2 separate regions of the Homo sapiens genome follow, and region 1 is linked to region 2. The links are chromatin contacts, found by Hi-C or POLR2A ChIA-PET in ENCODE. All regions are on one chromosome and are shown on one strand. Each heading gives the region's core, a stretch centred on a gene start or an enhancer-like site at or near the end of the contact. The rest is flanking DNA. Distances are from core to core; before and after follow the strand shown. Region 1 overlaps SRPK1 (SRSF protein kinase 1). Region 2 overlaps ANKS1A (ankyrin repeat and sterile alpha motif domain containing 1A).

The links. A loop is a pair of places that touch in the nucleus more often than their neighbours do. ChIA-PET counts read pairs that join two places held with the same protein, here RNA polymerase II (POLR2A).
Region 1: a map with no recorded cell type shows a loop between it and region 2 (7-fold over the local background). The contact joins two enhancer-like sites. A Hi-C loop is called at or near these places in 1 of 37 single-sample maps with no recorded cell type. POLR2A ChIA-PET finds 5 or more read pairs at or near these places in 1 of 52 experiments (activated CD4-positive, alpha-beta T cell).

Annotation. Positions count from the first base shown.
Region 1 is chr6:35,830,512-35,835,035 of GRCh38, forward strand. SRPK1 (SRSF protein kinase 1) reads right to left here. Exons shown (of 16, transcript NM_003137.5): 16 at 2,455-4,524. Among named protein-coding and RNA genes, the nearest start is that of LHFPL5, 27 kb to the left of the region's middle. Within about 2 kb of position 3,205, at least 2 of the 41 ENCODE cell types and tissues checked have a DNase peak (open chromatin) inside an H3K27ac peak, as active enhancers do.
Region 2 is chr6:35,021,089-35,026,108 of GRCh38, forward strand. All of the region lies in intron 11 of ANKS1A (ankyrin repeat and sterile alpha motif domain containing 1A), which reads left to right. It also overlaps the pseudogene HSPE1P11. Among named protein-coding and RNA genes, the nearest start is that of TCP11, 120 kb to the right of the region's middle. RefSeq lists an enhancer at 3,654-3,803. Within about 2 kb of position 3,708, at least 21 of the 41 ENCODE cell types and tissues checked have a DNase peak (open chromatin) inside an H3K27ac peak, as active enhancers do.

The DNA of each region.
Region 1 (4,524 bases), core at 1,955-4,454, 810 kb after region 2:
TGCATATTACACATGTAGTTTTTATTTTTTTGAGACGAAGTTTTGCTTTTGTTGCCCAGGCTGGAGTGCAATGGCGCCATCTTGGGTGACCACAACCTCCGCCTCCTGGGTTCAAGTGATTCTCCTGCCTCAGCCTCCTGAGTAGCTGGGATTACAGGCATGTGCCACCATGCCCAGCTCATTTTTGTGTGTGTTTTTTTTTTTTTTTTTTTTTTTTTTTTAGTAGAGATGGGGTTTCTCCATGTTGGTCAGGCTGGTCTCGAACTGCCGACCTCAGGTGATTTGCCTGCCTTGGCCTCCCAAAGTGTTGGGATTACAGGCGTGAGCCACCACACACGGCCTACACATGTAGTTTTTAAACTCCAACTTTTACTTTACTGCAATCTACCTTCCCAAACCTCCAACTTAAATGTCTTTAGCAACACACAAAAAAACTTCCTTCCCAGTTGGCCTCAGGTTTATAGTCACTTTTCTATATTAATATTCTGAAGATTTTGTAAGAGCTTTATGCTACCAATGCTTTGCTATCTCCCAAACTGCACTGACTATTCAAGCTTCTCTGGTGCCTTAAGGTCTTATTAAAAAAAATTTTTTTTGTAGTGATGGAGTCTCATGCTGTTGCCCAGGCTAGAATGCAGTGGCGTGATCATAGCACACTGCAGCCTTGAAATCCTGGGCTCAAGCAATCCTCCTGCCTCAGCCTGAGTAGTTGGGACTACAGGTGCCAGCCAACACATCCGGCTAATTTTAAAATTTTTTATAGACACAGGGTCCCACTATGTTGCCCAGGCTGATCTTGAATCCCTAGGCTCAAGTGCTCCTCCTGCCTTGGCCTCCCAAAGTGTGGGGATGACAGGTGTGAGCCACTGCACCCGGCCATAAGGCCTTATTTTAAAGCAAATGTAAGTTCGATTATCAGCAAATCACCAATTTTCTGTGATATAATAATCTAAGGGCAAAGCAGTTTCCTTATAAGGCTAAACTGGTAAGAGTACAGGTTTCAAAAGAAAAGAATGGGCAGTAACGAAGTCCACTTATAAGCTGGGACTGCTCTGCAGCAGCTAAATAGTTTCCCTGTGGACACGCAGAGCAAATTCAGAATTAAAGGGGGTTGTAAACCCACCTGTTTGTTGGCTCTTTTGAGATAGCTACAAGCTCTCCTGTAACAGCACTAAGGTTTCCCCCAATTCTGGGAATTCTAGGTCCATATATTTAACACAAGGTGTAGGAGGGCCTGCCTAGGTTGGTCAGTCTGGTGAACAAACTGGTTTCATGGATTCCAATAGGTTACATTTTAACACTATGAAAACACTGTGTTCTAAGTATTGCACAATTAAAACAAATTAACTAGAACAATTTATGTAGTTCAGGTGTAGGTGGGGAAAGATGAATAACACTAAAAACTACCACAAATAAAAATGAAAAGTAAATTAAAAACTAGACAAGTGTATGAAGCAAAAAATAAATTATCTCTAGTATATAACGAGTCCTGACCAAGTCATCAAATACGGAAGCACTCCAACAGAAAGCTGGACAATTTACATAAATAATCAAAAAATGCAAATACCTATGAAAAGTTTATGACCTCACCAGTAATCCAATATGCAAATTATAACGATATTCCTGTGGGGAGGGGGCAGGGCACAAACTAGCGATTCATAATAGGCCTGTTCATACATTGGTGTATACAGAAAAACAGTCCAACCATTCTGCTAGTTGTCCAGATAAGTTAGGCAATATTTATTTATTTATTTATTTATTTATTTATTTATTGAGACGGAGTCTTGCTGTTGCCCAGACAGGAGTGCAGTGGCGTGATCTTGGCTCACTGCAACCTCCAAGGTTCAAGTGATTCTCCTGCCTCAGTCTCCCAAGTAGCTGGGACTACAGGTGCACGCCGCCATGCCTGGCTAATTTTTGTATTTTTAGTAGAGACAGTGTTTCACCATATTGGCCAGGATGGTCTCAATCTCTTGACCTCGTGATCCACCTGCCTTGGCCTCCCAAAATGCTGGGATTACAGGCATGAGCCACCGCGCCCGGTGGCAATATTTATTAAAAGCCTCAAAAATGTGCTCTCTGGCCCAGACAGTTCAAGAATCTATCCAAGAAATGAGATAAGTGTATGAAAGCCTGTGTAATACATCATGCCATTGCCTTAATAAGAGCTTATATTTCTAAGTCTTCTGAATTTTGCACGTACCGTGCATTTATAATTTGAGAAAAACAACCACCCCTGACAAATCTTCTGGAAGAAAGTGCTATTGGATGTAGGGAAAAACAATTAAAAAAAAAATGCTGAAAAACAGTATTCCAAAAATGTTAATTTGGCTGTTAATTCTACCCCACTCCCAATTTAAAACTAGAAGCAAAACTATGAACCCCACAAAATGGCAAGTGTGCAATTTGTACACTTTCATTGCATATTTAAATTAAAAAAGCATACTCAACCAATCTTTTCCTCCTTTTACTCAGGGCAGAGCAATTTGGACAACAAATGAACAGAGATTTTTGGAAACATGTAGGTTATTAAATAATTTGTTTATTGTACGGCATTTACAAAGAAAACAGACAATGCCCTCAGTAGAAAGAATAAAAATGTATTTAGGGCTTTATTTTTAACTGACAGCAAATAGAAATCCTTTAGTGAGATCGTGGCAATTTGACAGTATTATAATTAAGCTCAATAAAGGTACATGGGGTACCTGGAAGATCAAGATCTACAGCTGCCTATTTCCACATCTTTCAATCCATCTGGCTCCTTAAATAGGGGAAAAAGCCCTTATTTGGTGGAGAAGCATTTCCAAAATGAAGTTACAGGTTCTATTAAAACTTACTGTCACATCAACTGTTAAAATAGGGCCTTTTGTGTTTTGTTATTTCACCTTAATATCACCAGAATTCCTGTAATTCCACAATTGTGATTTTACTATGTAGAAGATAATTCAGTTCTAGTCTATTGCTTTAGATGTAAAAACAGCTGAAAACCCAAAGTGGATTAGAATTGCTGAAGGATTTCCCTGCCGTTGTTTGATACAATCTATTCTCTTGATTCTTGATAGGTGCATAGAAAGCCTAACTTAAAATTCTTTCTACAGGAACATGTCTGATTTCAGGAGTACCCAATGAAGGATCCGATGAATGGCTGGCCAGTTACTCAGAGTAATATGTTTATGAGTTAAATGGATTGCATAACGGCACCACTTTTCCTTTGTCACTGTGGTGGATAAATGACAAAGTAGATTCCAATCTCCTGTATAGAAAGGTGGTTACCCAATAGCCTCACTGGTGGCTTGCTAGCAGAGCCTCAAGTTGCACCTCTGTGGCTTTCTGTAAATTCGAGTCCTACAGCCACTTCGAGAACGCTGCAATCCCCAAGGCCCACTTGGTCCATGCTGAAGAAGCGGCTGTGACCCCAATCCTGCCTCTCTTTTGCTCTTCAGTATTACTTACTGGAGGAATATGTAATATTCTAGGTCAAGTCTAGGAGAGGCTCATCCTAAAAAAAAAATTGCAAAGTCTTTTCTCAATTAAAACAAAAAAGCCTCAAGTACATCTCAATCATGTCAAAATTATGGTTAAAAATTGACATTATGTAGGGAAATAGCAGCAGAGAATGGCTAATCTTAAAAAATAACGAACCAACCAACCAAAAAACAAAACAAAACAAGACCAACAAAAAAAAGTGCCATCCCACCCCTCCCCTTGGTTCTTTCATTTGGGGTTATATTAAAGACTCGAGCCTCTGAGAAAATCAGAAAGGCAAAGCCATAGAGGAAAACTGCTTCAAGGCCAGAATTTTGGGTAAGGTAAAGAAAAAGCTGTACATGAAAGCAGGGGACTGTTTGGAAAAGAATCAGAATCTCAAGATCTATTTTTCTTAAATGGGAAAGCTCTGAAACCCAGATCTCCGTTCTACCATCATCCTGATCCTTTAGTTATGGGGCAATAAACTCAAGTGCAATGAGTAAAGTGCCAGCCATGGATACAAAAACAAAAAATAAAACAAAACAACCAACCAAAATAACTCTGGTCTTAGGGTAATAGAAGACATACAGGAAAGGACTGTTTATAGAACACCTGAGGTTCTCAAGAAATTACTATTCAATGGTTCTGTTTTTGCTTACATTAAAAATCAGACTGAAGATTCAAAGATCTTAACTATTAAAGGATGAAAGGAATTTGACAGTGCTTTGAACAGTGATAAAATGGTACCCAAATTTGGTGTTCATATAGCTATTTAAAAAAGACAGTAGCTTAAAAGTTGCAGGAAAAAATGTGAACACAGAGAACAACAGAAACAGTCCAGGAAGATGATGCAGCCCGGACACAGCAAGTTTAATGTCTCTGCTGTACATAGAATTAAGACCCTTTCCCCCTCCTCATCCTTATGCTGGCAATAGGATATGCACTAGAAAATTTGACTCTTAGAGTCAATGAATAAAAGGATGGGCTCATACACCTTCATAGCTCTTTTCAAAAAGGATGCTTATAATTTAAAGGATGTCCTAATGGGAAGGAAAG
Region 2 (5,020 bases), core at 2,458-4,957:
AAAGTGTTTCCCCCAGTGATTGGCCCTAAACCCAGGGCCTTGGCAGGCTTTCCTGGAATAGGGCATTAGTTAATGGCTGCTCCCCACCCTATCCCTGACCAGTGCCTGTAGCCGGCTTTGCCATATCCTGTTCTTGCTGATTTTTTTCTTTGTTGTCCTTGGACCCCCGGGAGGTGGGGAACTCTGCTCTGAAGGCTCTGAAGGTGCTTGGGCCTAGCTCACCTCTTCACTGTGAGACCTGGGGAGGGAGAAGGAAGGCTGTCGGGTGGGAGCCCCTCAGGCTGCTCCTGGAAAGAAGTGCAGGACCACAGATGGGCTCAGGTTCAGGAGTCAGCAGATCCAGCTTCAAGCCCCAGCTCCTCCATCTCCACCTCGGTGCATGGACTACCTCAGTAAGCTCACTGTTATTATTCTTATTTGTGAAACTGAGGCAGTTAGATCTGTGTTTCAGAGTGTTTTACCAATTAGAGATGTGTTTAACTGCCTAGCACAGTTCCTAGCATGCATAAAGTGTTGACTAAATGGTAGATATTAATGTTACTATCTTGCTTGGAGCTGCAGAGAATGGGAACTGAGGACTGGAGTGTGTTCAGACCTTATGAAATGCAGAGCTCAGGCCGGGTGCGGTGGCTCACACCTGTAATCCCAGCACTTTGGGAGGCCAAGGCAGGTGGATTACCTGAGGTCAGGAGTTCGAGACCAGCCTGGCCAACATGGTGAAACCCCCTCTCTACTAAAAATACAAAAACTAGCCGGGTATGGTAGAATGTGTCAGTAGTCCCACCCACTCAGCAGGCTGAGGCAAGAGAATTGCTTGAACCCAGGAGGCGGAGGTTGCAGTGAGCGGAGATCACACCACTGCACCTCAGCCTGAGCGACACAGTGAGACTCTGTCTAAAAAAAAAAAAAAACAAAACAGAGCTCTTTGCAGGAGGTTCTTTGTTGTTTGGTGGTAGCAGAGTCACGGGGAACCCCTGGAGTTCAAACCCTTCAACTGGTGATCCTCCTGCACAGCTCTGCCTCACTGCAGGGATGGGAGAGCCCACCCAGCCTGAGAAAGTCAGGCAGGCACCTTCCCCACTGTTCTCATTTGAGAAATTAATGAGCTTTCTGTTGAACTCCCTGAGAGGAGAAGAGAGGTTGGAGAGAAATCTACAGCCTTCTCTACAATTTGTTTTTCAAATATATTCTTCCACATAATGGCCAGCAAATGGCTGGTTGGTTGAGATGATGTTCTCCAGTTGGGGAACATGTATGGCTAATAGATTTGGGAGTCATTTTCTCCAAATACAGACTGCTCCTTATTGTGGGTTAATGCAGCCCTGTTGAACTACCCTGAGCAACATGACTTCTGAAAGATGGCCTGGTTAAGGTAAACCTCTGTGATCATATCTGTTAATGACACTAGCATTCTCCCTATTTTCTATTGTATTTTTGGTGACAAAGAAGTCATAGAGTTTGCCTTTAAAAGAGCTCAGCCTAAGAGGAGATCTGAATCCAAACTTCAGTAGTTATTTTCTGTGTTCTCCAGTCAAGTCAAAGCACTCTTTGTTGTCTTAATGATGCTTGGGACATAATAGAGGGCAAACTGAGAAGGTGTACGTAAATAAAATTTTAAAAATATACAGATAAGGAGTGGGAAATTCACCCACATCCCTCCATGCATACTTAACCTCTGTTAACATTCAATACATATCCAAATTCGGAGTCTTAGTGTATTTACTGATTATAATTTGCTTTTCTTACCTAATAACTGCACGTTGTGGATATCTTACCATGGCAGCATCAATAAGACCTGGATTCAGATCGTCATTCTAAAAAGGCTGAGTATTCTCTTGTATGGCTATATCATAAGGTTGGTTAGTTTGTTGTTGTTGAAACTTCTCCAACCATTAGATACTGCACAGGGCATTTTCCACCTGCCCTTCAGGTCCAGTTCCTACCCTTTTCTATCTGCTTATGTGTCGTGCATTAATAGGCCAAGGGGTTGTTGGATTGGTTTTGTCCCTCTACTGAAAGCCACCACTCCTGGGAGGGACCTTCTCCCAATAGCTGTTCTCTCTGGGTTCTAGTAAACAGTCCTTCCCTTTGACCCTTCTGACCTAAGGCTCCTCACTGTGACTAGCTCCCCTCCCTGCACCTTACCCAAACCTGTGTAAATAATCCCATTACTAAGTTCCTTCAGGTGCACAATTTGTGCCGTCTTTTCCTGCAGGGACCCTGAGTGATACAGCAGTTTTTGGCACTGTTTCTATCAACTCTGAGCAAGCATAGATGGCTGTATGCTGGAGCAGTAAACATGACTCTAGCATGTAAATTGTAAATTAATCTTCATTTGCAAATGAACTGAAAGGCTTAGATATTCAGGGTGCTGGGAAGCAGGAGAAATTCATCATTTAACTGGAAGCACCAGAGCTGTGGCAGTAGAGTCATGGCGGGACCAGCATTTAGAAAGTTTCTTTCACTCTTTGACTGAATATTGGTTGAAAGGAGTGCAGCTGAAACTGTAACCAAAGGAGGCATTATGCCTCCAGGAAAATCTCAGGGAGAAGTATCACAAGCAGCAGTGGTAGCTGTTGGATCAGGCTCTAAAGGAAAGGGTAGAGAGATTCGACCAATTAGCGTGGAAGTTGGAGACAAATTTCTTCTCCCAGAATATAGAGGCACCAAAGTAGTTCTAGGTGACAGGATTATTTCTTATTTAGAGATGGTGACATTCTTGGAAAGAATGCAGACAGAAATAAATCACTATTGAAATGGCATCACGTGAAGCTGCTCCTTCCACTGAAGTCCTAAAATATTTCATAATATAATTTCCATGTCTTTCTTTATAATAAACTAAATTTCTAAATTTTATTTTAAACTTTCTTTATAATAAACTAATGATATATAAAGTAATGGCATCCAGTGTCTCTAAAACTTTGTTTTTCTGCACTGATATAGACATCTCCAAATAAAAATATGTAAATTTAACAAAATTAAAAATCCAAAACTTTAAGCCTTTCCCACTTCCTACTATAAGAAAGAAACCTGTTCTCCCTTCATCAAGCTGGCAGTGTCCTCAGCATCTCAGCTGTGTGTTCCTGCGGCAGAGTCTCCTTTTGGTATGTCTTTATCCTCTGTCTCTTGCACAGTGTGATGTACCCACAGCACACACACACAGCACCAATTAACATCTGAGATAAATACCTTGTAGGAATAACAAAAATGGCTTTCTGGTCATATTGTGGTTTGAATGGATAAAAAGTTTGTGATGACCAGATTAGCCTCTCACCTGCCTTTGAATGGGATTAAAGTTTATGAAAGAGAAAACCACAGAAGGCTGTTTGTCTACTTAGCATAAACATTGGAGTCATTTAAAACTTGGCTAAAGGCTTAAATGATAAATTTGTGTTTTGTAATCAGCTTTCATAAATATTAAATAAGTGGGAGATGGGTGAAGAGCAGGGACATGCTTTGTATGCATTTTGTATAAGATGAGAATAATTTCTGGCACAGGATTTTGGGAATGTCCTGGCTTTGTCTGAAATGGTAGCTGAGGAAACCCTTGGCTCTTGAATCCTTTTCCTGAGAAGTGAAGTGGCAGCAACTGGGAGGGCACCCTTTCAGGCCAAGTCCAGAAGTGGCCTCGCCACCTCGCCCTTTCCAGCTCTTTCTCATTAGAGGCATGATGTCATCAAGAGACAAGCTGATTGGTTCAACTCCATAGAGGCTTTGGCTGCTTTTAACCCTTGGGGGTTAGGTGTGCAAAAAGAAGAATGTAAAATAAGGAGATTTGCATTTCCACTGATGATGACTAAATTTCCCACGCCATATTCTGCAATGTGCATTGTTCCTCTTTATGTAAACAAGCATGCTGTGTAGTCTTTTGTGCTGAGCAAAGCCCTCCCGCCCTGAACAAGAATGTGACACTCCTACCTCTGGGGAAAGATTAGGACCTGGAGTGTCTATTTAAGTTGTTTCCAAGTATACAGAGTAGTCACAACTGTTATCCTAGATGAAACACCCTTTATATTTCCATTGGCTTTAGGTGGTCTGGTAATATTGAGGTAATTTGTTCATATTTTTAAAATAATCTCATTTATTTTATAGGCAGCCCTAAATAAACAGTTTTGGCCTTTCTATCAAAGTGATTTTTGTTAGCCTAGATTATATATGTGTATACACACACACACACACACACGCATATATGTATGCGATGTGTGTGTGTGTGTGTATTTATGTATGTTTATATGCATTTCCATGGCCTTGATGCTAACAGGAGAAACTCCACGGTGTTGTGAATGAGCGGGAGTTAGTCCTGGCTCTGCAATTGACTGGTGATGAGAAAACTGGTGTGTTCAGCACCTCTCTCTCCCGCTTGCTGGTCCCTTGCTGCCATCACGTCTCTAACTGGACAGGTGCTGGAAAGCGGGGTTGGGGGAGTGGGGGAATGCACCCTCCCTGCTGCTGCCACTTCACTTCCCACCGATGCATTTCCCCATTGCTGCTGTCCCTATCTGTTACTCATCTGTTTCCCTCTTTCTTTTTGCCTTTGCTCTTTCTCCCCTTTTCTTCTATGCTTTTTTGTCTTTTTTTCTTCCTCCCTACTTTTCTCATTCATTTTTCCTTTTCATTCTTATTTTTACAGGTGGAGTTAAGGATAGGCTTCTCTTCTAGCCTCTCAGCCCTCTGTACCAGAGGGATTTTGCTTTTATTTTTTCTTTTTAACATTTTTTCCAGGGTTGACCCACATTTCTATTCTGCACCAGCATTTCTGCCACTCGTGGTATCCGCAGGCCACCACACCCACCGCCAGCCCCAGTCCCCCACTAAACAGCCTGGTTCCCTTTAGCTGCAGCAAGAGGGCACCATCAAGCACCAGGGAGGGAGCTGGGGTATTTGCAAAATCACCAGCAAAAGGAGAATTTTCCTTTTCTCCCTTTTTTGTTATGTTACAAACTGAAAGCTTGGGTGACAATGAATGTAGGTGACTATAGATGAGAGGAATTTGACCTTTATTCCAGTCCATACAAATGCT